Regions from separate parts of the Homo sapiens genome. Here all the other regions are linked to region 7. Evidence: chromatin loops called from intact Hi-C (ENCODE). Cell type or tissue: PC-3. All regions are shown on one strand.

Region 1 (4,000 bases), 110 kb after region 7:
AATTATGCCTGAAGCTACTACTATCCCTGGACTTTCAATTGCATGAGCCAACAAAGTTCCTTTTTCATTTAAGCCAGTTTGAATTGTGTTTTTGACATTCACTATGGAAACAACCCTAACTAATAAGAAGCCAAAAGGAGAAGGAAAGATGAAGATTAGTTCTTTTTTTCTTTTTTTTTTGAGATGGAGTTTCGCTCTTGTTGCTCAGGCTGGAGTGCAATGGCGCAACCTTGGCTCACTGAAACCTCTGCCTCCCAGGTTCAAGGGATTCTCCTGCCTCAGCCTCCTGAGTAGCTGGTATTACAGGCATGTGCCACCACACCCAGCTAATTTTGTATTTTTTTTTTTTTTTTTAGTAGAGACCAGGTTTCTCCATGTTGGTCAGGCTGCTCTTGAACTCCTGACCTCAGGTGATCCATCCGCCTTGGCCTCCCAAAGTGCTGGGATTACAGGCGTGAGCCACCAAGCCCAGCCAAAGGTTAATTCTTTCCAAGTCTTTTTGCTCTCATAAAGCGTTTATTTAATTAATGAGGCCTTACATTACTTTATCGGAAAAGAATACTTATTTTCCTCAATTGTATCATGTCCCCAAAACATGCAGTTTCCTAGAAAATGTGACCCACATTGGAAAGAATGAAAATCTTTACTACCACTAAGGTTGACGACTATTTCATGAAGGACTATGCAAGAACCACCCACCAGCCTACTCCCCACCTTATCCCAATCCATCTTCCACAGACCCACCAGCATGAATCGTGGCACATTTTTGCTTAAAATCCTCCAAGGGCTTCCCATCACACCAAGAATGAAGTCAGAGCCCTTTATCCAGCCCTGTGTGGCCTGACCCTTCTCCAGCCTCATCTCATGCCAGTCTCCACCCATGCAACATGGGCCTCTCTGTCATTTCCTTGAAGATGCCAAGCTTGATTCTGCCCCAGGGACTTTTCACATGCTGCTCCTACTGCCGGGAATGCTTTCCCTACTCCACTCACCCTCAGGTCCCAGTCTAAAGTCCTGTTCTTACAGATGCTTTTCCTACCATCTTCTTCCCATCTGAAGGTCCCTGCCTCAATACCCTTTGTAGCATCCTGGTTATTTTCTTCACACAGTTTATAATCATATATTCACTAATGGGTTTGCTTATTGTCCATTAACTTCATGACGGGAGGGATTTGGCCGTTGGTGATGCTACTCAGAGTGTGGTCAAGGGACCAGCAACATCAGCATCACCCAAGAGCCTGTTAGAAACCAGAGGTCTTGCCCCAGGCCACTGACTGGCAATCCTCAGTGACTAATGTGCACGGTGAAGTTTGCAAACTTCAACTTCTAAGGGTCCTTCCTCTGCTCTAAGACACCTTCTGCCCTCATCCTTCCCCACCGTGAAAGGAGTCAGAACTGCTGGCTTCTGTGCATCTCTTTCCATTCTCCTTCCTTTCCCCTGGGAAGCATTAATATTAACCAGTAGGGCCAAGAAACACAGAGGATGCCATGAAATTTCCTCAAAGAGCTGGGGGCCCTAGAGGGCTTACATGAGAGCCCTGAGACAGGCGTGCAGCCCATGAATGAGCCCCTTAGGCTCGGACACACAAGAGGCCAATTTGTTGGCACCTGCTGTGCCTGGAAGCCAGGCTGGAATGTCATGAGGCAGGGCCTGGCAGCAGTTCAGAGAGTGCAGCCTTCCTCCCGGGCTCCTGTTCTCAGGCTCACACAAACCCAGGAAGGGCAGAGACAGGGAATGTTTGCACAGCAGATAGACTTTCTCTACTCCTCCCTCTGCCCAGCCAGAGTGGAGTCGAAAGAGCACGCTTGATTTTAGTTCAAGTTTGGGCCAGAGTCCTTCTTTGATCTGAGAGGCTTGTCTTTTCCTGGGTTATTTATTTGTAGAAACCACTCTGGTTTCCTACTACTTCAAATACACCTACAGGAAGCCACTGGCAGGTGGGGTTCTAACGCATAGGCCTGTTTTACTGCCCTGGGTGCCACCGGCTCATTGTGATGGGATCAGTTACCTGGATCCCTGCACGCAGGTGAAATTTACAGCCCTGGGCTATAGAACAAAAGGCCCTGTTCTGTGGAAGAAAATGGGTTCTGATAAAGCTAGCTGGGAGGAGAGGCCAGAAACAGGGAGTCCTAGGTTCTAGTCCTGGGAGACCTTGGCAGACCTTCCCTGGGCCTCAGTATTCTCTCTCTAAAGTGAGACCCAGGAAAATGCATATTTTAGTGCTTACCCAGGGCCAGGGAGCTGTGACAGAGATATGTAAGGATGACAGTTCCTGACTGCATAATCTCAGCTTGCAATCCTGAGCTCCGGGACCCCTAACTCACCACTAGGGGACCCCAGGATTCCACATAATCGCTTTCCCCTCCAACCCAACATTTTGCTATGAAAATTTTCAAACACACAGCCAAGTTGAAAGAATCTCACAGTGAACACTAATACAGTGCAACCTAGATGCTACCAGTAACATTTTGCTGTGTTATTGCACATCCATCTATCCATCCAGAAATCAATCTCAGTCTTTGGATGCATTTCACAGTAAAGTGAAGACACCACCGTCCACATTTCCCCTTAAACACTTCAGCCTGCATATTATTAACTAGAGTTCCATATTCTTTTTTTCATCTTTTGAGGGAAATTTTACATGTAAATAAAACACACAAACCTAAAATGCACACTTGTTGAGTTTTGACAAATGCATATGTCTCTGAAACCCAGATCCCCAGGAATGTCCAGAACATTATCATCACCCCAGAAAGTTCCCTCATCCCCTTCCCAGTCAATTCCAACAAGAGGCAACCACTCTTCTAAGTGAGAAATACCAGAAACATTCCATAGATTCACTTTGCCTCTGCTAGGACTTCATGTAAATGGAATGATCCAGTATGTAGACCTTTGTACAAGGTTTCTTTCACTCAGCATGTTTTTGGGATTCACCTACGTTGCTGTGTGTATCAGTAGATAATTTCCTAGAATGGCAAAGAAATATCCAATTGCATTAATATGCTCTACTACACAACTGCCTTACTATGACTGCTTCAGGGAACTCCAATAAAATGGGATTTGGGAGCAAAAAGAAGGCACGGGCTGGGTGCGGTGGCTCACACCTGTAATCCCAGCACTTTCAGAGGCTGAGGCAGGCAGATCTCTTGAGGACAGGAGTTCGAGACTAGCCTGGCCAACATGGCAAAACCCCGTCTCTACTAAAAACGCAAAAATTAGCCAAGTGTGGTGGCATATGCCTATGGTCCCAGCTACTTGGGAGGCCGAGACAGGAGCTGAACCCAGGAGGCAGGAGCTTGAACCCAGGAGGCAGAAGTTGCAGTAAGCCGAGATCGTGCCACTGCACTCCAGCCTGGGAACAGTGAGATTCCATCTCAAAAAAGAAAAAAAAGAAAAAGAAAAAAAAAAAGAAGGCACAACTTTGCTACCAAAATGCAGTGAGAACGAGCTGTGTTTGCCACTGTCCTTCTCCAACCCAACAAGATGCTTTGGAGGCAGGTGTCCTCGGCTCAGTTCCCAGTTCCACCACTCATCTGCTGTGTGCAAGTTCTGGTACCTCCCTGTTCTGCAGCTTCTTCATCTGAAAGATGCTGGTGACAACAGGACCTTCCTCAAACAGCAGTTTTGAGGAAGAGTGAGGTAAGCATGTGTTCCATAAATGTTACTATATGTTGGTGAGGAGGAGCTTTGACTTTTATTTTTATTTATTTATTTTTTGAGATGGTGTCTCACTCTGTCTCAAAGAGCTTCAGTGCAGTGGCATGATCACATCTCACTGCAGCCTCAAACCCCTGTACTCAAGCGATCCTTCCATCTCAGCCACCTGAGTGGCTAGGACTACAGGCACACACCACCATGCCGAGCTAATTTTTTAATTTGTTTATTCTCACTATGTCCTGTTGCCCAGGCTGGTCTTGAACTCCTGGACTGAAGTGATCCTCCTGCCTCGGCCTCCCAAAGGGCTGGGATTCAGGCATGAGCCACCATAGACATAGTTTG
Region 2 (4,000 bases), 400 kb after region 7:
CATGTCTCCCATTCTAGTACCTTGGGCATCTTGAGCCACAGGAAAGAGAAAAATCTGTTCCTTGGGACTTTTGTGGGGTTGAAGCAGTGAACTCCCCATGATGGCAGCAATCCATGAACCATTCTCTGGCCCAGGCCCAGAATCTCAGAGACAGGACAGGGACCACTGTGCGCAGTTGTGTAGCTGTGCCCCGGATGCCTGGCCAAGGGGCGAAGTGGGGCACAAACCTGGCCCTCTCCACTCACACACCTTGGTGCAGGTCTGTGTTTGGGGAAGGCCCATGTTTCTAATGTGGATAAAGGCTGTGATAAGGGTTCTTGGTATTAGGCCGGGGGTTTGCTTTCAGTTCTGTTCCTCTTTGGGCTCCTAGACCAGAAAAAGCTCCTTTCACTGGGAAGCAGAAAAATTAGGTCGCAGGTATGGCTGGCAAATCCCCAGGACCCTAACTGCTCTGGCTCTGTGGTCGGAACATCAGCATCTCCATCCCACAACCTTTGGGTTTCTGCTTCCATAGCTGAGCATGTGTGGAAGAGAAAGTGCTGACCTGCAGGCTGCCCCATCCTGAGAAGAGCCCTGGGGAGTTTTCTCAGACATTTCACGGCAATGGTATAAAAATAAACCTCGGTGTGCTTGCAAATTCCAGAGAAGGAGAAAGCAGGGCTGCTCAGGAGAAAACTGACTGACAGCACATGCGAGGGAAGTGGGTTCCTACCACAGCCAGTGCTGCCCTCCATTAGCTGGGCTACAACGGCTGAGGAGTAGAAAGTGAATGCATCAAGTGCGGCTTCCTGCCGGCGAGGTGCAGGAGTCCGGGCAGATGCTGTCAATTTTCCCTGATGCTCCCTGGACAGGGGTTTTTACTCAGCCTGAGTAAGTGAGCAAGAAGCCATGAAGCGGGCATTCTGAGGTAGCTGGAATCATGTCCCTGGGAGTAACTGGAAGCACACTGGGAGGCGTCTGGGGATGGAGGCTAATAATATCCACCCTGACTGAGCACCATCTGCATGCCTATTGTGAAGGACTCGAAATACTTGTTACAGGGTTTGGAATTGATTCGATCAGGGCAGGGAGCAGCACGGTCCAGTCAAGCATGTGTGTGCACGCGCGTGTGTGTGCGCGTGTGTGTGTGTTAGAGCTCACTTCCTGGGCCACGTGGACTGGCTCAGCAGGGGCCTGATGGAAGGCAGGGGAGATGGTCAGGAAGACCGATGATCACTTGTGAGACGGCAAAGGCCTCAACTGAGGCAAGGCCAAAGAGGCAGAGGAGGAGATGCGCTAGAGAGAATCGCAGGTAGAACCTGTGGGGCTCTGGTTCTGTGCCAGGTTGCCTGTTGAGGTGAATGAGAGGGAGGGATCCAGGATAGCTCCCAGATCTGGGGCTTGGTGACTGGCTGTTTCAGCCCCTTACTGCCTCTACGCTCTGCAGAGACCAGGAAAGCAGCCTTCCTTTGACTTCATTTGTACCCACCCCTATGCTCCACTGCCTGCCTAGGACCAACCAGGTGGCCACTGCTAAGCATGACGAAGGAGACGTGATGGTGAGTCAGCTCGAGAGAGACTCCGTCATGATTCTGGGCATTCTGGGGTTTTAAAAACACATGCACACACACACACATACACGAGCACGACCAACAGGTGTGGTTATGACAACGTTGGAACAATGCTGTGACAGGAAATAGGACTTGGCCTGAACAGACACAAAGAGATAACTTCAGATCACTCCCCTAAAAAGATGTCAGAAATGAAGAAAGCACAGCAGCTAGGTCGTGCCCATGTAAAAACGCTGAAATGACTCAAGCTAACAAACAGCCCCAAATGAGTCTTGGCCCCCCAGTGCCAAGGCACGTTTCAAAGTTGTGCTGTGTGACCAGCACGTTAAATCAGTCTGTGTTTTTCTGGACCTCATTCCATATTTGATGGAACAGGAAAAAAAGCAAGGATGATAAAGAGGTCTTCTTTGTAGTGGCTTTACACAAATGTTCAACATTAAACACTCAGTTTCTCCAGGAAGTTTCTTTTGGATGCTTTTGACTGAAAGCAACCGAGCTTGCAAATTGCCCACACTCCACCCTCGCCATCCCCTCCCCTCAGCACAGAGCATTTAAGGATCTTTCCATAACAAGTCTGCCTACTGCTGGCAAAGTTTCGCCTCACAAATTCAAAAAAGAGCTGGCCAGTTCACATCCCTGATTGTCACTGCCCTCTACCGTCCACAGTAGACTTTTCCAACCAACTTCACCAGTGTAGGACCTTTCAGTTCAGAGACACAGATTGAGGCTTCTGGTGTAACTGTGCCCTGAGGGGGCATCCTGATCCGTGTAACCTCACAAGCTGCAAAAGCAGTTGTCTGGAGGAACTACGTAGGCCACCCCCTGTACAAGATGGCTTTTCTGTTTTCTCAGTGCTGCCTGACTTTCAGAAAAATAAAGCAAAACCTCAGCCAGGGGGCTGGTTTTCACAGGGGGATCTTTACTTTTCTTGCAAACCCCACTGCAGTGCTACCTCCTGGGGATGCTTTCTCCGAGGCCCTGCGGGGAAGTATTTATTCTCTGCCCCCATTGCATTCTACCTGTCCCTCCCGTCTGCCCCTTCTTACGTTCTTGGAGCTCAAGAACGTTATGGGAGCTCAAGTCTTAGCCTGGAGTGGCTGGAGCAAGGGGCCATGACAGGAGGTATGAGCCTGGGACAAAGCTATGGCTTGAACAGATGCTAAGCAGATCCAGGCTGGCATTTAAAGCTATGTCTTGAACAGATGCTAAGCAGATCCAGGATGGTGTTTTCCTCCTCCTCTCCCTTTGGGGCTCTCACCGCCCTGCACCTGGCTCCTTCAGGTCAGTGAGCACATCCTGTTACCCTGTCTCAAGAGCTCCTGAAAGGCCCATGCTCAGCACCCTCCATAACCCATCTGTTGAACAAAGGAAGCACCATGGAATCCTGAGCCCTGCTTACCTTTACTCCCGTTTCTCAAGCTTCCCTATTTTCTTCAAGGCCGGGCCACACATGAGCCTGGCACAGAGGTGGTACCTCTCTGCTTCCTGAGTAAAGAAGAACCACCCTTTTCCCATGTTGGGAGAAGTGAGACAATAAAACATCCTTAATTTGGCCAAGCTAACTGAGTTTCACTAGATAAAATCAGAATAGAAAATAGTAAAATAGTATTATCTTTTTGCACACCTGGAACTATGACTTAGTACATTTGTTCCTGCTCTACTTACAACCAAGAACGTCTTGACTAGAAGGCAAAGGTAAAAAAAGAATCAGAATATCAAGTCAGCCAAGGGTGACATTAACAAAGAGGAGCTGGTTGGACAGAGTTTGGGTAGAATGACCAGTGAGAACAGGTTATTTCATATGAGTTATCCGAGGCTGCTGGGACAACAATTTCAATACCTTCAGGGCCAAAGCCAGGCTGTAAGGTGCTAACAACAGATGAATGGTGAAGAAGGAGGTTCCCACAGACACGTCTGGCAGGGCCAGGTGGGAGGGGAGCTTTGGTGGGTTGGCCAGACAGGGATTCTCCGAGATCAGGAAGTCAGGTGCCTATGTGAAAGCCCAAGAAGGAGCCAACAAGGAGGATGAGACAAGAAGGGAGGGTCACGGGAGTCCAGGGACGTGCAGGGAGATGAAGAAGGTGCAGAGTTTGGCCCTGGAAGGAGGAGGCTTTGCCTCTGCTAGATGCCAGAAATGGAGGAGAGGAGGGCATTGAGATAGATACACTCATGAACAGGAAGAGAATCACCAGGAGGGTCCTGGTGTCTCTGTTTGTTGGAAGGCAAGGTGATCTGCCCAGAGTTAGAGGAAGAAGGCAGGCAGGGCATTTAGAAGACCAAACATAATCTAGGGCTGCAGGCAAGAGCTGGCCCAAGAAACTGCCAAGTCGCTGCAAAGGGTGGCAGGGTTGCTGCTGCTGGTGCTGTTGACAATCTCAGTGATAGTTACTGCAGACCACTTTTACCGGGGCCGACTCTGCCTGCTATCACAGTAGAGTGCTTCATATGCA
Region 3 (4,000 bases), 170 kb after region 7:
AAAATAAAAAATAATAAATTTCTTTACAAAATTTGTGATCAAGTCAGGGCTTATTTCACTTAAGATGAAGACCTCTGGTTATACTACCATGTTGCTGCAAAAGACAGGATTTCATTATTTTTTGTGGCTGAATAATATTCCATTGCATATATATACATTTTCTTTATCCATTCATCCATTGATGGACACTTAGATTGATTCCATATCTTTGCTATTGTCAATAATACTGTAATAAAAATATAAGTGCAAGTATGTCTTTGATACTAATATATTGATTTCTTTTCCTTTGGGCAGATGCTCAGTAACAGGATTGTGCAGGGTAGTTCTATTCCATACACTATTTGTGAATAAACCTTTCATAAGCTCTCATTTTGCAGAAGAAACTATATATGACTCTCAAAATTGTGACTTCTCTCCAGACCAGGCCTTCCCTAGCCTGGGCCACAAGTGGGAGTCCCAGTGTGGCCTCTTTCAGGCCTCAACTCATTGAGAGAAACACAGACGAGGCCCTAGGGAAGAGCCATCTATTTCCTCTCCTAACCAGTGCTGCGCAGGGACTGCCTAGATCTCGTGCTCACAAGGCGGCTGGCAGCCCATTGTGCCACTCTGGGCTAATCCTCACTTGGCTAAATCCTTAGTGCAGAACATCCCTAAGCTGACCACATCTCTGCAAAACCTGAGACATACCCAGGCCTGGTCTGCTAAGATGGAATCTGTGAAGTTTGCCCAGATGGTCAGATCAAATGTCTGGCTGAATTCCCACTGTGCTAGCTTTATCTCATTCCTGTCATCTTCCACACTGGTAACTGGATCAAATAAGCTTTTACTGGCAGGACAAATCAACGGATAAAGGAAAGACTGTTCCATGAAGCTGTCCTGGGATAGCAAGTTAGTAAATTGAAGGGAAAAGTGTGTTAGAGTTTCTTCTTGCACTATGAACTGAAGTAAATTTGAGACAGGTCAAAGAACTTAAAAATCAATCCACGGAACCTCTAGAAGACTCTAGAATTGTACATTAAAAAATAAATCAATATGTAAATGATCAACACATTGAACTGCATGAAAATATTTTACATATTTTTCAAAATAACTGAAAGGGAAGAATGGGAGAGAAAACTTCAAATATGTAATGAGATCAGACCTACTGATAAGAAAAATATGAATACCCCATCAATAGGTATATGATATGAATACATAATTCCAAAAACTAAAAATAACTAGTAAACAAATACATAGGATGGCTTTCAACCTCTCCAGTTATCAAAGAAATACAAACCTATTAGCTATGAATTTTCACCTGTTAAAATGATTTTTTAAGTTATAGTAATATCAAATATCAGTGTAAATAACACTGTTGTACACAATTAGTGAGACTGTTAATTTGAATAAATCTTTGGAGGCCATTTTCTTGTTTACTTATACTTCTAGAAATCATTCTATGGAAATCAGCAAAACTTGGGAAAAAACATATAAAACGGTCATTTTAAATGTTAATAGTAAAAATTTAGAAAAATTTGATGTTATTTTATAGCAATTAAAAAGACGACTTTGAAAACTGAAAATGCTTATGAATAAACTTTAAGATGTGTTACGTATAAGGTAAAATTCTATCAACGTTATGTAAAAAATATACAGTAATAACACTAGAAAAATATTCATCAAAATTCCTATAGTGTCTATCTTCAGTAGTAGGATTATGGGTTTTTCTTTTTCATTTCTGTACTTTCCAAGTGATAAGGAAATACACGGTTATATGGCTTATATAATGGAAAAATGTGTAATATGTATATACACATGCACCATGTACATTCTTTTTTAAAAAGTAATAAAATACCTCCCTTGACCACTCCAACTCCTAGTTATTGCTCATTCCTCCAAAAGTCTTAGAACCAGGCTGGTTTCACACAGTGCTTAGAGCACAGACCCAAATGTTTGTGTAATGAATTAATTAATGAAGGAGCATTTCCTTTCTACACAGTGGCCTAAAACACAGTGGAGGCGGCCTGGCATTGCTTCCTAGTGAGGATGGGTTATACTCTGCTGTGGTAATAAAGAACCCGAAGCTGCAGGACTTCTTTCTCATCTAGTTCCCAGGTCCACCGTGGGTGTGTGGAGGACCCTGGGCTGTTATGGGCACCTAAGTACCCAAGCTGGCCCCTCCATCCAGGCCATTGCCAGTCACTGCAGCAGAGGAGAGGAGCTAAAGAACCGTGTGTTAGTTTTTGTACGTTTCTTCTAGAAATGACACACACAACTTTTGTTCATATTTCATTGACTAAGACAAGACACTTGACCACAACTAACATCGAAAGTGTGGAATGCATTAGCCTCCCTTGTGCCCAGAAAAAAAGAGGGACTGGATGTTGGTGAACAGTGTGACTGCTGCTTTTCTTGTGTACACATCTCTCTATCCCCTTAGACCATGAGCACCCCAGGAGCAGCTGGACCCTGCACGCCTCTGTCCTCCCTGCACTCTCCCTACCCTCCACACGCCAGCACTGCTCATGCCTGGCAAAGCACCGGGACACTGTAGGTGCTCCCTGTGGCATCGAATAGCGATGGAGGTTGTGTCTACACCAAAGATATCATGATCCCAGATTATATTCAAATACACATTGTACTCTATTTATAATCATCTATAATGATCTGCAATCACCTCCACTTCTCAATTTCTGACAATCACAGGTTGCTGTGCACAATTCCCGTAGGCAGTTCTGGCCAGGTTCGTCAAACTGGTGCCATGAAGTGTCACACGAACCTTTCCAACCTTACCTAATAAGACTTCTCTGGACATCTTTCATGCCAGAGCCTCATCTCTCTCCACATCCAGCTTCATCCTTACACCCCAGCCACCCTGAGCCACTCATAGCTCCTTTAATGTACCAGGTTATCTGATTGCCCTTTGCCTAAAATGCCCTCTCTAATCAACAGACAAATTCTTACTATACTTTGTAAGGTTCAAGTCAAAGATTAATTCCCCCAAGAATAATGAGGTCCCACTTTTCTGCCCACTCTTTGCCTTATATGGACATAAAATGCATTAATCTCATGTGTTCTCCTGACCCCAGTCACCCACCCCACGCTCCCAGATTGAAAGGTAGGAGCGTAAGTTACTGGGTTTTGCATTCTCCATGTCTGGTGTAGAGTGGTTGATTAATAAACGTTTGCTGAATAAATGGTCTAAGCAACTGCAATATCTCATGGTTTTATTGATCTACCTGGCAGTGACTCAGAGCTCTCAAGCCTTGATATCTTTTTCGGTAAACAGGTCAGACTGATAAATGTATTGGTGGCTTATCACACACATAAGTGGGACATGGAACATGCACCAACAGTCTTGTAATAAGAGCATTTCATCCAGAATACCCTGAGTCTGCTCATTCATTTCCTGGCAGTCTCCTTTCGAATACATCTTGGGTTTCAAGTTCTCCATCAGAGCTCTCCAGGATGAAAAATGGACCCACTGAGAGCACACATTAGTGACAGTGGATTTCACTGCAGCCCCATCCATTTGCTAAGCACTCTATAGTTCTGAGTGTAATCCACAAAGAGAAGCTACTTCAAAGCCCTCTTTAAAATACTTGCTAAGGCTGGGCACGGTGGCATGTACATGTAGTCCCAACTGCTCGGGAGGCCGACACAGGAGGATCGCTTGGGCCCAGGAATTTGAAACCAGCCTAGGCAACGTAGTGAGACGCCCCCGCATCTCAAAAACAGCTAAATAAATAAACAAAAAAGAAATCAAAATAAAATCCTGGTAAGCTCTTATTAAATGCTATTTTTAAAGTTTAAAGTTATGGGAAAAGCCACCTCTTTATGAAAATATTTTCTGGTACAAGCTGTGTGTTACTGCAATAATAAATTGCAACATGAATCAGAGGTAATTTTGTATCATTTCCTCAGAGATAATAACAAAAAACTCCATATCATTTAAAATTCTCTTATCCTCTGTCACCCAGGCTGGAGTGTAGTGGTACAATCATGGCTCCATGCAGCCTCA
Region 4 (4,000 bases), 56 kb after region 7:
AGAATCAAGAGGGAAGCATGATAAGGCCGAGGACAGCCCTCGGGTGGGGGTAGAAGACACAAGTTACTCAGCCACAAACTTGCTGTGTGTGACTTGCCTAAGTGTCCCTGTGTGATGGGATGACGTCTAAATTTTCTTCCAGCTCTAAAATTCTGGGATTGTTCCTCCTTAGAACATTACCCAGTGTTAAATATTTAAACTGTGACATAGCTTGAGATGATAGATGTAGATAGATGGATAGATAGATATAGATAGATGGATAGACAGATAGCAGATACATAAATAGTAGCTGCATAAACAAACATGCATATAGATTCACGGGTGGCCATTCAGTCCCTATGTATGCCAACCAGAAGTAATATGTAAGTTCTCCCCCCATTCTCTTGCACAAATTGTATTTTTCTCTTTGTCCTTCTGGATATCTTCCTTCCTGCTGATGGTCGGCAGTCGTGAAAGCAATTCCTGAACACTGTTTTAAGTCTTCAGTTGTTGTTACGTGTGGTCCAGGCATAAGATTGTGTAGGAGAAAACTCCTGGGCTCTGCCTGACAAAGAGCTAGAAAGAGCCAGTAGCGACTGCTTCAGTGGCGGGGGAGGGTGTGACCATTTTATTTGGTTTATGATCTGAACCAGGACACGTTTGAAGTGAAGGAGGTGTGATTAGTAGTTAAGCTGGGACAACACGTCTAAAATGGACCATTCTGTGCAAATCAGGACATATCTGTATGTAATGATTTCCACCATCAACCTGTATACAGCAAGTAAAAGAAACTGCTGTTTAAAACAAACAAATGCAGATAGAAGTGAACTTTACTTGTTTCTGCCTTCTAGGGTGGGTATGATATGATTTATGTTAATGAAAAACTCGACAACAAATACAGCCATGTTATAAAGAAGACTGGAATTTCCAATCTTCTGCCATTACTTTTTAAAAAATTTCTTTTTGAACTGCTGAAAAGAAGATTGCCATAGAGTATGGTGGTGGGTTATTTGTTTTACAGAGTGTCTTAATGAGTTTTTGAATATGCAGATTAAAACTGGGTGGAAGAAAAAAACCCGGACAACCAAATTACTCTGCCTAACAAGGACAGGAATGAGTTTCTAAGGCAGCCCAGGAGAGGTGGGGAGGAGGATGGGAGAATGAGGAGGAGGGGCAAGAACTCAACAACCAGGTTGGGGAGGGAGTAGCCTGGGGGGAAGCGTTTGGTCTATAGAGGGACCTGTTACTCCATCTCTTAGTGTTGGTTTCGGTGCTGATCTGTAATGTACCCCCTCTCCCTCCCATCTCTTACCCCAATCTACCAGTAAAAGCCCTGGGCCAATGAAACTTTTGTGGAAATCAAGGACAAGAGTCTGGGTTTCATATTTGGGCTCATATGGAAAGGAGAGATTGAAAATGCCTTTGCAACAATTATAAGAGTTAGAAAATTATGACAGTGAAAGAGATCTGACCTAACCAACTCCATCTTGCTTCTAACCTCCAAGCTATCCTTGGTCATTCCTGGGCGTAGGCCAGACTGACTTTGGGAGGAACTTAGTTTATAGTTTAACTTTGAAACAAAAACGATAACCGTCCCTTCCCGAAACAAACCCCCGTCTTACGCAGGGACTAAACTGCTTTTGTAGGACTAACAAATTAGCCACAAGATTAGAAATTATGGTTTAGGAGTCATGTAGCTAGAGGCCACAAGATTCTGAACCTCCCCAACTGCTCCTGGGGAAAACATCACTATTGTAAAACCTAAGATTAGTGCTTGAGATATTTTTCAGATCTGGCACTAAATGGACCAGCTAGTGCCTCCCACATTGATAAACTGGCTCATCTGGTCTTGTGGCCCCCACCCAGGAACTGACTCAGCACAAGAGGACAGCTTTGACTCCCTATGATTTCATATCCGACCCCACCAATCAGCACTCCCCCTTTCCGACCCCCTAACCATCGAATTGTCCTTAAAAACCCTGATCCCCCAATTTTGGGGGAGACTGATCTGAGTAATAAAAAAAACTCCGGTCTCCCATACAGCCAGCTCTGCATGAATTAAACTCTTTATTGCAATTCCCCTGTCTTGATAAATCAGCTCTGTCTAAGTAGCAGGAAAGGTGAACCTGTTGAGCAGTTCCAAGATGAGAGCAGCTACATGAATCAAGAATTGAGAATGTGAATTCAAGAAACTGAAAGAGGGAGGTAACCAGGAAAAGCGGAAGCTTCTCCCACAAATCCCAGAGCTTTGAGTCCAGGAGAGAGGGCCCTGGATTTCCTGCCAAAGACACAGGGGGCTCAGCCATCTTTCATAGAATGCCAGAGGGAGGATGTGTCCCTGGGGCTGGGGCACCTGGGGACTGGCTGCAGTCCATATAGATGGCACCCCTGGAGCAGTGCAGGGCACAACCTGCAGGGCCACATGTGGCAGCCTGTTGGGGACATCCTGGTTTCAAGCATCTTGTGGCTATTGGAAGCATTTATGTCAAAGATAGCACATTTTGAGCAATACACGAGGAGGAAAAGAAGGAAAGAGCATGGTATCTTCTCCCATTCTCTGCCTTAAAGAGGGAAGGGAGGAGGAAACAAGCAGAACCCATATTGAAGTCATTTTGTCCTTCCACAAAAGTACTGGACCATTCCATTACTTTCCTTCAGGAAAAACAGGAAGGTGAATCCCCCTATGTCCTGCCTCAGAGTTCAGAAACACATGTTAAGATGAAGTGGGGGCCCATTTTGCATCCCCCACCCCCACTATCCAGCCTACAGATACTGTAGAGCCTTCCTTTGAAGGCAGACTGCACCCCACATCTGCCTGCATCCTGCAGCTTTGGTGCTAACCATTGCATTTCAAGAAAGACACCACTGACAGTATCAATGTAGTGAGAAGCATTTTCCAGTGCTTCTCTGTTACAAACTGTGTTACGGAACACCAGCTCTGTAAGATGCGAATGAGTTTAGGCATCGCTAGGATAACCAAAGCTAAGCATGTATTTTTATTGCAAGCCTTTACTCTGCTAGCACGCATCGTGAATTTCCAAAACAGGGAAAGAAGGCATGTATGCTGTGTTTGCCAAGGTCATTTAACTACAGAGGCCAGTGTCTTTTTGTTTGTTTGGATACTTGCTACTATCTCACAGAACCAGCGATGTTTACACAGAACACAGTTAGATACAGAGGCACACAGTGATACTATTTAATAAGCAATACTATTTAATATCATTGCTGACCATATCACATACATTATCTGGTTTAATCTTCCTAAAGACCCTTTGAACTCAGTTCTGTCATCATCCTCCCTTCACACAGGAAGGAACTGAGTCCCACAAAATTTCCATCAGTCCCCCAAGGCCATACTGGCAGATGAAAACACAGGTCTCTGTGACTCTATGCTCTTTTACCTCAATGTTCTACTGAAGCCCACAGTAACTGTTATATCAAGAAAGAGTTAGGAGTTGAATGAAGCAGGAGAGACAGCAGTGGGTTTGCTGAGCTTGGTGGTGACATTTTGAATGACATTGTTGAGAACCATCACCAAGGCTCAGAGAGAGCAAAAGTTGAGAAGGCCACATTTGTGTCAGGACAGGAGTAAGAAGCAGGAGTTGGAGGAATTTCAGACCACCCTTCCCAAGAGTTGGTGGTGAAGAAAGGGAAAGAGCAAAGGTGGCTGCCCACGGGGGAATTAGGGATGAGGGAAGCTGTCCTCTGAGGATAAAGGATATCAGAGCCTGTCTACAGGCAGCAGGGAGAGAGGAGCTCATGAGCTAGGGGCTACCAGGACACTGTAGGATCAGCCCAGAGCCAGGCTTTAAGGCACTCTCAGCTCTGCACACCTACAAATCCCTCTTTCTCCCGAGCCAGTATCTGCTTGTCTGGAATCTCTTCCTCCTTCAGATCAGGGATGCTGTTTAGGAAAAAGGCTTCTGTGATGCTACTGAGTGGCCTCTGCATTCCAAATCAGGATCTCGTCTTTGTCTGTATTTGGCCTCTTTTTGTCCCATCAGCTAAAAACATCTTTCCA
Region 5 (4,000 bases), 380 kb after region 7:
TCCCCCTACAGGGCCAAGCACCACAGTCTTTTCCTGCCTGGCTCTTTGGCAGAGTGTTTTCTTTGCGTCAGTTTGTTTGCAGGGGAAGAAATTTGGGCACTGGTCAGACAAGATAAGGTTCCTCTGTGGGAATCAGCAAATTCATTTATAAATGAGAGCCACTTTGCTTCTGTCTACAGTTTATACAAAAAAACAGCCAATGGAAGAAAACAAAAAATAGGAAACATAAGTGGAATTGGTTTTTTACATACGAGAAAGAGTCTTATTCCACTGCCCTGGCTGGAATGCAGTGGTGCAATCATGGCTCACTTCAGCCTTGAAATCCTGGGCTCAACCAATCCTCCAGCCTCAGCCTCCCTCATAGCTGGGACTACAGGCTCATGCCACATTGCCTGACTAATTAAAAAACATTTTTTTTTTAGAGATGGGGTCTGGCTCTGTTGCCCAGGTTGGTCTCAAACTCCTGGCCTCATGCAGTCCCCCTGCTCTGGCCTCCCAAAGTGCTGGGATGAGTGAGCCACTGTGCCTATCCAGTAAGTGGTTTTTTGTCGAAAAACATTTTTGAGATTCAACCAAAGAGGATCCAGTAAGTGGAATTTTGTCTAAAAACGTTTTTGAGATTCAACCAAAGAGGAGGCTTAAAAAAATACCTTCAGAGAAGATACCTTTAAGGAACATCAAAAATCTTAGAAGCTTTTTTTCTTGTTTCAAATCATTCAGTACCATTTTGGAGATAATGGGCTCTCTGTCAAGCTCTGGGTGGCAAGAGAAGCCCCATCTTGTCCCATACTACTCTTTCCAACGATCATGCTGGCCACGGGGAAGCCTCAGGCCCCACCCAACCCCCAGCCTGGGCACTGCGTTAATGTGAGGCCAGGTTAGAAAGTGTTCAGGGAGAAGAATCTCTCTCTCTCCCTCGCTCTCTCTCCCACCCATCCACCCATATATAATGCCTGAGACATAAAGGGCTTTAATAAAATGCATAAGGTCCCTTTAATGCCTTACCATTGGTGCTTTTCAAACTCTACATGATGACAATAGTTGGTAAGGAATTCTATAAAATTGAGGCAGGGTACATTCCCCTCCTTAGCATAAGAGAGATTTAAATCTACTGTGCACATAGGATTCTGCTATAAAAAATTCATCTGCCTATGTGAAATGTCTTTTCCTAATGATCCCACACAAGACCCCAAGGGCCAGGAGGAACTCTTTCATAGAATCGTGTCGACTGGCCTCATTAATTGGCTTAGCAGAGGGAAGGCTGGGTCCACAACTGTGGCAAAGTTAAAACAGTAGCATCGCCAGCTGGAGCTACGAGGAAATTCCCACCTGACAGGCACCTGTCCCATTCTGGAAGCCTGCAGAGGCTGAGCACAAGATGGGGCCTTCAGTGGGTCCATGTTGCTTGGCAGAAGGGTGGAGGGACATAGCCACCTGTGCTGAAGGAAGGGCATGGTAGACTGGGGGAATGTCCTTATGCATTCAGGAAGATGACTGCCACACAGGCTCACCCAGGATGCTGCTGCAATGATGGTTTCCTTGGGGCTTGCCCATCACAAATCAATGCCCTCAGCCCTTCCTCCTTAAAGTACATACCTACCTCTCCTTCCCTTTGCCATCAACATTTACAGCCACCCCCACCCCACAGCATCTTCTCCTTTCCCTCCCTTCTCAACCCTGTGCAATTACTCTACTGCCAGGCCCCATCCAATAGGCATTTGAAGAGTGCCCATTCTTCTCAATCTCTCTTGAGTATCCAACACTCTTGATCATTCTGTTTGAAACTATCTTGTTGACTTCTAGGACTGAACTTGATTTTGGTTCTGCTACTTCTTACACTACTCTTTCTCACGTGCCTCCTGGTCCTTACTGTAAGTGACCTTATCTCTTAACATATGTTGAAAGCAGGGGTCTGAGTCAGGCCTTCCTTCTCGTCAACAAACAAGAAGGAAATAACCTCTTCTAATCTCATCAACTGACTCATTCATTTATTCACTTGGCAAATATTTCCTGAGCTCCTGCTCTGACGTGGGCTCCATGCTGGTACTGTACACACACTGGAGAATAAGATCGTTCCTCTCTCAACAAGCATATAGCATGGTTGGGAAAGGGAGCAAACAGGCAATTCTGCACAGGTGAGAGCTGCTCTAAGAGTCAGAGGAACTAGAATAAAAACGCTTACGAGGGATACCTAACTAGCCATGACAAGTAGAAAAGGTTTTTCAGAGATCTCAGATGACACCAGAAGGGGAATTAGTAATTAATCCGGTATAGGGCTTGGAGGTAAGGTTGAAAATAATTCTAGAGAAAAGGGTCAGTCTGTTCAAAGGCCTGATGGTGAAAAAGGGCTTGGTTCATCCGGGCATCTACAGGTGGCTCAGGATGGAAGAGGAATAGAGTGAGATCAGGCAAGTCATAAGAGATAAGGCTGGAGGGTAAGCCAGGGGTCAGGTTCCACACTGTCAGTATGACCAATTTTGGGGACAACAGAGAAACACTGAAGGTTTTTAAGCAGAAGCAGGAAGCACACAGATGTGTATGGTCCATGGGTGGGTGGACAAAAAGAGAGGGAAAGAGACCAACCGAGAAAGGAATGGGGTAGACAAGAGGAGAGGGAAGGAGCCAGAGGGGAGGAGGCTGCTGTAGCAATCCTTGCAAGAGACGACAGTGGCTCAAAACACAGAACAAAAGCCAGCTGGAGAGCAGTGGGTGGATTTGAGATGTGATGGAGAAGGAGGTGCCTAGGCTTGTTGATTGATTACTGACTGTGCTGAGGGGTGTGAGTGGGAAGAGCTAGGGATGATAAACTTGCACTTCTGGTGGTATTGACAGGCTGGGGTCGGCTGAGTTCCCACTCCCCTAAATACCATCTCTCAACTCCTACCTGCTTTCCTCCATTCTCACTGCCCCAACCAGTGCTGTGAGTCATGGCCACACCCACTGCCCCCATAACCACACAGCTACTGGCGTGATCTCCCTCCAACAGTAGTCCACTGCTTACAGACTGCTTAGTGGTTGACCGCGGTCTATGTAGTAACATCCATGTTCTGGATGTTGGCATGAAGATCCTTCACGATCTGGACCTATTTTTAGCCTCATCTCCCACTTCGTGTCTAATTCCAGCCCCTCTTGCCCTAGTCACATGACAATACTTGCATGTCCCCCATGAGCCACATGCAGTTACATCTCTGTGCTACTGCACATGTGTTCTTTCTGTCATGTACATCCTTCCCCTTCTCTGTGCCTAGATAATTCTGTGCATGGGCCACCTCCCAGCCCAGATAGACTGTGTTATGGGCTGATAACACCTGGGCCAGCTGTGTGGGCTTTCAGACCACGGGTCAGAATCTTGAGGAGCTTGTGGCTTCCTAGGTCACAGAGGCAGGGATGACATCCTCCTTTTTTAAAAATTTGAAGCTCAATGCTATCATTCTCCTCTCATTAACATTTTTTCTTGTGAGGTTCAGCTGATTTGGAAATTGCCCTAAGACTTAAGGCTCACTTGAAGTCCTGCTTGGAAGTCCTATGTAGTTGGGTTTAGCTCAGTGGTTCCCAATCGGGTGATTTTGCGCAACCCCACCCCCCCACCAAACCAAGGGGGACATTTGACAATGTCTGGAAACACTTGTCATTATCATAAACAGAGAAATCCTAGTAGGTAGAGGCAGGGAGATGCTGCTGAACCCCCTATAAGGAAGAGATAGCCCCCCCACAACAAAGAATTATCCAGCCTAAAATGTCAATAGTGCTGACACTGAGAAACCCTGCTGGATAAAGTAACAAGGTGCACCAAAGGGCAGCTCATTGTCTTACAAATGCCTTCTAGGCAGAAGAAAAACGCACCTTACAGCAAGGATCACAGTCTTCCTGAGCCTTCTGGCTAAGGCCTCACCTTTTCAACACTAACTAGTATTAGGGATGGAGAGGTCTATAATTCCCCATAATTCACTGGTAAAAATGTCCGGGACTGAGCTTTATGGGCAGGAGCTGGGGAGGAAGA
Region 6 (4,000 bases), 520 kb after region 7:
GAATATTTAAGTATCAACTAGTCCCCTCCAGAACTCTATATGCCATTCCCTTCTTAGAACTCTTAGCAGACAATGGATTGCTCTGGCTATGATGGAAAGGTGTCTCTTCCTTTTCTCTCACCATCTTTGGGAATACCTGCACCCCTCTGCATCACCTATTCCACATTAAGACTTTTTTCTTAGTTTATCTTGTGGTATATTAAGAGCCTAAAAAGGCTCACGGGATTTTGAAAACAGAAGTTTTCAGGGTGAAGGGATCACAAGGGAAAGAGAAATACTACCGGTTGTACTGCTTAAAAATGTGGCTGGTCTTGATGAGTCAAAGTGAAAAGGACATTTAAGACTTTGCCCTATTAAATCCAGGACCACAAACATGGCTGTTGAGGGGAAAATGGCTGTTTGGGGCTCAAGCTACTCAAATCAGCTGTGCTTGTGGAAACTCACCAAGTAGTTATTCAGATTCACCCTTTACTGGGCCTCTCAGTGTAAACATAAGACAAAAAGACTTGATAGATATTTGTTGAACTAATACCTCAAACTCTTCTCAAAAAATCATGTCTCTGTAATGGTAATTCACACAATTCCTAAACATGTTAGGGCAGAGGGGGTACTTAATTGGTGTCAAGTGTACCCAGAGTCCTTGGGGAAACAAAATGAAAAATGATACAGATGTCTGAGCTTTCCTGGACATCCACGTGAGTGGAGCTCCTTGGAGAGAATGTCTCAGAGTCCCTGCATTCCCCATCTTGTTCTTTGTAGTCCTGGTGGACTGGATGAGGCACAGTTCCCATGGAATTCAAGGAGAAGGAAGGCCAGCCTGCCTGGCAGCCTGGCTTGAGAAACTCCTTGCCTGAACAGCTCAGTATCAGAATGGAGTGTGTATTAAATGACCACTGCTACAGATTCTAGAGCTGCTGGCCTCCCAGTAAGGGTGACCCATACCCTCAGGCTCTAAGGGCAGGGCTTCAGTGGCTAATGAGTGACTTGGAGAAGGCACAGGACACCCAGGTTACCAGGAAATGGCAGATTACACAGGGCGAGCCATCCTTGCATGGGCACACCCAAGAAGCTCCCAACAAGACAAATCCTAGTCTCTAGGGGTTTAGGTGCAAACTGAGGGACCTAGGGACTGGAATTAGGTAAGGCAAAGAAGTATTTTCTTCTTAAAATTAGTATCTTTTGTTTTTGTTTTGTTTTATGTACTGCGTAGCCAAAGTCCTAATCTTGGCCTTATTTTGTTTGGAATGACCTGACGGGATCCCCTGCTAATTTGGAATCTCTGGTTCTCGGACACAAGGGTTATACTAACAGTATAAGAACAAAAGGAGTTACATAACTGGAAAAGATGACAGTAATGATAACAGAAATACCTACGCACAAAAAGAAGAGGAGATGGGGTAGAACAGTGATAAGAAAAAAAAAAAGTACAGTTAAAGGGCCTTACAGACACCACTAAGAGAGACAGACACACACCTCTGCAAGGTAGTTTGGGAAACCAGGCACCGGGCAGCAGCTTTAGAGTTGCCGATGTTGTGGACAAGTGGGAGCTGAATGCAAGACTTTCTAAACGAATCAAAGCTATCAATATTCTGCATAATTACTAAGCCATCACCCCACCTTTCTCGGAAAATTACATCGCGAAGGTAAGCACCAAAAATGCTGTAACCAAATTCACCCGGTGTTCTGCAGAGCCGCAGAACCACGCTGCCACCTAGTGTTCACCATGGGGAAGAGCGATTTTGCCGTCCACATGAAGGTTATTTAACACCCCGTGCGTGCTGTCAAAAACATTTCAGCGTTAAGAAAAAGAAATAGCAGTTTCAACATTCCAAAGAACTCATGCAAGCATTTAACAAAACCACAAGTGGGTGTGAGACATACAGTTATCTTTAAAATTCCTTTTAGCTCAAGTTGGTATGAGTGTGATTGTCAGTACTCCTGCAAAATGCAATTTATAAGCCAGCCCTCTGTCCTCAGCCTTCATGATCTTCGGGGTGTTTAGGGTGACCAACCATCCTGATTTTCTCAGTATAGGAGTGGAGATACCTGGGATCTAGGACTTCAGTGCTAAAACTGGAAAAGTCCTGGACACACCAGGATGGTTGGTCACTTTTGTTTTTGCAAAGAGTTCTGTTCTTTACCCAGCCCTTTGTGGGACCAGACAGATAAGGAAGTGAGCCCCATGGTAAATAATACCACGCTGGCCAGGTCAGCTGTGGCTCAATCAAGCAGAGGGTATGAGAAAGAGATGGCCTTGCTCCAGAGCCAGAGTCTTCTGAAGTCCGCCGGGAACTTGGGAACCAGCATTTGTCTGGGAAAATTAGGGACCCAGATCCTGTGCCTCACACCTGTGCATGTGTACAGCCATCAGCTCTAGGAATTCGGAGGCGAACCAGGAGGTAAATCAGGACACAAATGTTTAAATACTCAGGATGACTCAATCCACCCGAAAACAGTCTCACTGGCTCATCAGCAACATGGAAAACAATGCAACCCTGGAGGACACAAAGGATCTTTTAGAGCCACACCTGCCAAGATGCTGCTGCTTTGGACTGCTATCACCATCTTGGATTCTCTACTTTACATAGGACTACCATAAGCTGTGCCTATTTCTTTTCTATAAGTCTAAGTAAATCATCCTTTGTTTTATATCTTGTATGTGTCTCTATTACACAGCAGCATCTGGATAATAAAGGAGAGAAATCAAAATATGACTTTTAAGTCCTATTGTACTCACTTTAATTCAACACAGTGAATGGATGATAGAAGAGTCTTCAAAAAGGGGGCTGAAAATGCATTTTACTGTACTTTTCCGTCGATGAGCCTGAATGCCTGCCTCGACAGAAAGCCATGATAAGCATTTCTGAACTTGCAGTTAGTTGTGAGTGAAGTGAAGCTCCCTGACGGTGACTGTAATCATAATAATGCTTCATCAAATACGAGCCTCTAAACAGAAGTCACTTATGCTCTAGTGAGATAAAAGGGCTGGTCCCACAGTGACAGTAAAGGAGTGATCCTGGGCCAACCCAAAGCTTCTGCAACAAGTGAAGTGTCAAGGGCTGCTGGAAAATGCTCCTCCTTCAGAGCCTGGACTGGCCAGCCCAGACTGCAGCAATGCTAGCACATAAAAGTTCACCAAGAGAAACAGCTGCTTACATAAATATACCTGCAATTTGACCACATTCCAGCAGCTCCCAGGGTTACCTTAGAGGGAGATGGCTACAAGTAACTTGAAAATAGTCCATTGGCTATAAGTAACTTGAAAATAGTTTTTCCTCAGTGATGCTATTTTAGAAGCCCAGCATCGGACTCCAAGTGGAAAGGGACTGACACATCCCTGCCCTCAGCCTCCACCCTCCAACCCATCAAAAGCTGGCTTTGAGATGGGCACAAACCCTAACTAGCCACTGCTGCTTCCCCCAACTGAATTTGCCCCAGTGAAGCCCCCCACCCCTCACCACCCTGTCACTGAGATCAGGGAGGTTACTACAAACATGCATTCCAGGTGACTTGCTTCAGCTCATTTCTCCCACGCATGTGGAATCACTTTTGAAAGAATCTGGGACTTTGGAACCTCCACCTTGAGTCCCAAATGCTGGGAGAGCAGGCAGCTCGCTAAGACACTTACTGATGAAGGCTGTCAGGGAAATGGGAAGAAAGTTAAACCATGAAGATCCACAGTGCTAGGCCCGGCGGGAGGCCTGGAGGATCCCAACTGCAAGACATTGGTTCTAATTGGCTTTGGAACACTAGGGTGGGAAGGGGGGTTATCCTGGAAATTTGGGATACTTCCCTCCATCAGAATAATCAGGTCAGAGTGGGAAGACCTAGGCAAGGAATGGGGGTGTGGGAAGGTCCTTGCCAATGCCACTACCCCCTTCCACCACCCCCATTCCTCCTCTCTCTTCTTTCCCCTCTCTCTCTGAGTCTCTCCACCATGTCCCACATTCTCAGATGGAAAAGGGAGGTGGAAGAACACCATGCCATCAGTAGGGAGGGC
Region 7 (4,000 bases):
TGCTGCCTGGTCTCTGCGTTCAGCGTTTTAGTGGCTGTGTAATATTCCCGTCCTCTTGCTGTGCCATAATTCTACTTAACAGATTCATGTAGTGAAGACAGTAGGGCTGGACCAGGCATGGTTTTGTTACTTACACGTGCCTGAGTCCAATCTCTGCCTCACGATCCATGTCCCTTTCTAGGAGCATGTACTTCTACCCACAGCTCTGGCTGCTGTGTTTACATGCACAGCCCTGCCCTGCTCTCCCACCCTCCCTGGATGGTCATGGTCTTTTGGACCAGAGGTGGGCATCTGACCCAGGTCACCATCAACCAGGTTGACAAATCAGATCCTCTCTCAGCCAGAGACTGGATGATTTGATAGCTGAGGCATTAATAGTGCAGCAGCCACAGTGAATTGCAAGAATGTGTGTGTTAGTTAAGTTTCTACACTTGCCCTAAGTGTTCGACCTCCTGAGTTTTGATATTCAAGTTTTCCTTGAATTCTGAGAGCTCTGTATTCCTATGAGAAACTTTTCCCTAGGGCTACTTTGAAGAGGTTTCTGCAGGTCTGATCCTCTCTAACTTTTCCTGATCTCTACTTATCCATCTATGTGAGGGAGTGAGACGAAGCACATGTGTAAAGTCCCCAGCACCGGGCCTGTATCTGTGCTCTCTATTTTTTTCTATATTTGAGTTTTTTTAGTTATCCACAATTATCAATAACGTTGAAATGAGCAGTTTTCCTTCCTTAAGATTAGTCCTTTGGTGTCGATTTCTTTTTTTTTTTTTTTGAGACAGAATCTCACTCTGTTGCCCAGGCTGGAGTGCAATGGTGCAGTCTTGGCTCACTGCAACCTTCACCTCCCGGGCTTAATCAATCCTCCCACCTCAGCCTCCCTCCCAAGTAGCTGGGACTACAGGCGTGGTCCTACTTGTCTCAGGTCCTACTTTTTCCTGTGTCCCTGATTATTGTTTAGTCCCAGCTACTCAGGAGGTTGAGGCGGGAGGATCTCTTGAACCTGAGAGATAGAGGCTGCAGTGAGCTGTGATTGTGTCACTGTACTCCAGCCTGGGGGACAGAGTGAGACCCTGGCTGGAAAAAAAAAATTGTTTTAAGACTTTATTGCTCCTATTGGAATAAGGGAAGAAGTTGAACTCAACTCTGAATACAGTGAAGACAATTGGGGATTTACAGCAGAGGAGCAGAGTGAGGGGATCAGTGGGTGGAGAATTACTAAGAGGAACTTGATTAGATATCAGGGGCAGGGGGATTCTTATTAACTGACTTAGGATTGTTGCTAACGCTGGGCTCAGCAGTCCAAGGTCAAGGCCTAGCTGAGAAGATGGCTCAGAGGAGCCCAACTAAAGTTTCTAAGGAGGGGTCTTTGTCATTTCTAGGGCTTTGCATGTGAATGCTCTTGACTGAAAATAGAAATTAACCCTTGACTGTGCAATCTGATGGCCATTGTTTTCCTATGCTAGGCTGTCAGGTACCTCGTTGACCAGGTAGGGTGAGGCCAGGGCTTGGAGCTGAAAGCCATTTACAGCAGGCAAAGATCAAGCTCTTCCACAAAGACTTGCAGTAGGAATCCTCTGGGGTAGCAGTTGACAAATATTCTCTTCTTGACCAGCCTCCAGTGAGGCTCCTTGAAGCCCTTGAAGCATTGACTTTCAGTGTCTGCTCTTGTGGGGCTTGAGTTGCCCATTTTAGCAAGAATCCTGTTAATCAATTTATTGAGAACTTCTTACCCTTGATATCTAATCACTCAATATCTGATCAAATTCTCCATCCTCCACCCCGCCCCCAGGTGATATCTGATCACCCAGGCCTACCTTCAGCATAATCCTGTTAGGTCTGTTTAACCAGAATCCGTGCTACCCCTGACATTTCCTCTTAGTCATTTTCCATCTACTGCCCCCATCCTGCTCCTTGGCTGGGGTAAAAACCTGTTTGTGCATGCTGTATTCAGAATTGAGCCCACTTCTGTACTGAGGTCTCTTTCCCCTTATTGCAGTACTTTCTGATTTAAATCTGTTCTTACTGCCGTAACTACCATCAGACACTGATTTTGTTTGACTAGGTCTGAGCGGGAAAGTTCCGAAGAATAGGAGTGGCTGAGTTAGCTACGGAGTTCATTTGGGGCCGGGAAGCAGAGAGGAAGACAACGATAATTATGATGAAGAACACGTTTTTGATGTCAGAAAGTACAACACTTCCCATTATGCACTGCATGTGAGCCTCACACCTGCCCTGCAGTGGAGGAGTAGATAGTTTACAGGTGAGTGAGCCCAGAGGGAAGGGGATTTGCCAGTGATCACGAGGCCAGCGAGTGCCTTTACTACTTCGTAAGACCCCTATTAAGTGAAGTAGAATTGTTCATTCTCTCCACCATATAACCAAAGCACAGCTTGGGAAAGTGATTTGACTAGAACCTTTTTCGGAAGCTGTCTGCAGTGGTTATCATCTCCTAAAGGAAAGTCAATTTAAAAATTAAAGGATGTACCCACTAGGGGGCAGCAGAGACCAGCTGTGCCTCACGGCTTCCCCACCATGTGTCTCTAATTTGCCACTGATCCTTCGGTGAGAATTCTTCAGCTATTATTTTAATTAACAGACTGCTCAGTCTGTGCTTGCAAAATATCTGTGAAAATCTGCATACACCTCTCTCTCTGAATTCTCTTGGAAATCCAAGGGATTATCTTATCCATGTGTACTGTTCTAGTAATATTAATTTACTTCATCCTCATAGCAAGCAGCCCTATGCAGTAAATACTGTCATCCCCATTTTGCACACAAGGAAACTGAGGCACATAGCCATTCAGTATTTTCCCCAAGGTCACGCTGCAAGGCAGTGACAAAGCCAGGATTTTTTGTTGTTGTTTTTTAAGACAGAGCCTTGCTCTGTCGCCCAGACTGGAGTGCAGTGGCGCCATCTCGGCTCACTGCAACTTCCGCCTCCCGGATTCAAGTGATTCTCCTGCCTCAGACTCCTGAGTAGCTGGGATTACAGGCACCCGCCACCACACCTGGCTAATTTTTGTGTTTTTAGTGGAGACGGGGTTTCACTATATTGGCCAGGGTGGTCTCGAGCTCCTGACCTCAACTGATCCGCCTGCCTCGACCTCCCAAAGCGCTAGGGTTACAGGCGTGAGCCACCATGCCCAGCCTCAAACCCAGGATTTAAACTCAGGCAGGCAGACTCCAAAACTGACACCAGCCACTGTAATCTGCTTGGGAGAGGGGCTGCTCCCCTTCTCTGGACCTCTTCTCAGACCCATGTGCCAAGTGTTGATACAAGCACTCCCCATGTAAGTGCTGAACACCAATAAGTTTCGGGAAGTGTGCAGGCAGTGGAGATAAAGATAGCAAGGCAGGCAAGGTCCCTGCCTTCTTGGTATTTACAGGTTGAATATTAAAAGACACACAATGTCTTTCAGCATGGAGTGTGCCTACTGTGTGCAAGCTCTGGACATCCTTACCTAACTGTGACATGCTACCCACTGTGTGCAGGTCTTTACATACTTTATTTCATTTACTCTCATTTTATTTTCAGTTAGGGTCTCACTCTGTTGCTCACGCTGGAGTGCACTGGCACGATGGCAGCTCACTGCAGCCTCGACCTCCAGGCTCAAGTGGTCCTCCCACCTCAATCTCCTGGGTAGCTGGGACCACAGGTGTGCACCATCACACCCAGCTAATTTTTTAATATTTTTTGTAGAGACAGGGTCTCCCTATGTTGCCCTGGCTGGTCTTGAACTCCTGGGTTCAAGCAATCCTCCCACCTTGACCTCCCAAAGTGTTGGGATTACAGGTGTGAACCACTGTGCCCGACCTCATTTACCCTTCACAACCCCACAAGGTTGGTATTAGTTAACATTTACTATGTGGCCCTTTGAAGCACAGTTCTGGTGTTGGACTTCCCAGCTCTGCATTTTATTAGCTGTATCATGTTGGACAAGTTATTTAAGGACCTCACTCATCTAAGCCTGTAGGTGCTAATAAAAGTTCCCATTTCAGA

The links. A loop is a pair of places that touch in the nucleus more often than their neighbours do. Peaks named below come from ENCODE experiments on the same cell type or tissue, not always from the same donor. Only the 100,000 strongest peaks of a DNase experiment are listed, where the experiment ranks them.
Region 1: it touches region 7 in a loop (9-fold over the local background); 5 of 110 quality-filtered maps call a loop at or near these places.
Region 2: a loop joins it to region 7, with 8 times the contacts of the local background. A loop is called at or near these places in 78 of 110 quality-filtered maps.
Region 3: it touches region 7 in a loop (4-fold over the local background); 23 of 110 quality-filtered maps call a loop at or near these places.
Region 4: a loop joins it to region 7, with 2.0 times the contacts of the local background. A loop is called at or near these places in 4 of 110 quality-filtered maps.
Region 5: a loop joins it to region 7, with 4 times the contacts of the local background. A loop is called at or near these places in 4 of 110 quality-filtered maps.
Region 6: a loop joins it to region 7, with 15 times the contacts of the local background. A loop is called at or near these places in 93 of 110 quality-filtered maps.

The regions. Positions count from the first base shown.
Region 1 is chr15:80,854,906-80,858,905 of GRCh38, reverse strand. The region is part of intron 1 of CEMIP (cell migration inducing hyaluronidase 1); the gene reads right to left. Among named protein-coding and RNA genes, the nearest start is that of MIR549A, 15 kb to the right of the region's middle. In PC-3, a CTCF peak has its summit at 2,318 (motif pointing right); a DNase peak (open chromatin) is centred at 1,695; H3K27ac peaks cover 1,715 bases.
Region 2 is chr15:80,566,054-80,570,053 of GRCh38, reverse strand. All of the region lies in intron 12 of ARNT2 (aryl hydrocarbon receptor nuclear translocator 2), which reads right to left. Among named protein-coding and RNA genes, the nearest start is that of ARNT2-AS3, 5.1 kb to the right of the region's middle. In PC-3, a CTCF peak has its summit at 2,190 (motif pointing left); a DNase peak (open chromatin) is centred at 2,173; H3K27ac peaks cover 451 bases.
Region 3 is chr15:80,795,862-80,799,861 of GRCh38, reverse strand. The region is part of intron 1 of CEMIP (cell migration inducing hyaluronidase 1); the gene reads right to left. Among named protein-coding and RNA genes, the nearest start is that of CEMIP, 18 kb to the right of the region's middle. In PC-3, no CTCF peak of the experiment used is centred here; no DNase peak of the experiment used is centred here.
Region 4 is chr15:80,912,850-80,916,849 of GRCh38, reverse strand. The region is part of intron 14 of CEMIP (cell migration inducing hyaluronidase 1); the gene reads right to left. Among named protein-coding and RNA genes, the nearest start is that of MIR549A, 73 kb to the right of the region's middle. In PC-3, no CTCF peak of the experiment used is centred here; no DNase peak of the experiment used is centred here; H3K27ac peaks cover 1,055 bases.
Region 5 is chr15:80,586,993-80,590,992 of GRCh38, reverse strand. The region is part of intron 17 of ARNT2 (aryl hydrocarbon receptor nuclear translocator 2); the gene reads right to left. Among named protein-coding and RNA genes, the nearest start is that of ARNT2-AS1, 4.4 kb to the right of the region's middle. In PC-3, no CTCF peak of the experiment used is centred here; a DNase peak (open chromatin) is centred at 1,992; H3K27ac peaks cover 3,186 bases.
Region 6 is chr15:80,453,702-80,457,701 of GRCh38, reverse strand. All of the region lies in intron 2 of ARNT2 (aryl hydrocarbon receptor nuclear translocator 2), which reads right to left. Among named protein-coding and RNA genes, the nearest start is that of ARNT2, 51 kb to the right of the region's middle. In PC-3, a CTCF peak has its summit at 1,713 (motif pointing left); DNase peaks (open chromatin) are centred at 1,761 and 2,441; H3K4me3 peaks cover 626 bases.
Region 7 is chr15:80,968,722-80,972,721 of GRCh38, reverse strand. It overlaps a transcript of MESD not described here. Among named protein-coding and RNA genes, the nearest start is that of MESD, 19 kb to the left of the region's middle. In PC-3, CTCF peaks have their summits at 2,282 and 2,482 (motif pointing right); DNase peaks (open chromatin) are centred at 1,871 and 2,491; H3K4me3 peaks cover 483 bases; H3K27ac peaks cover 864 bases.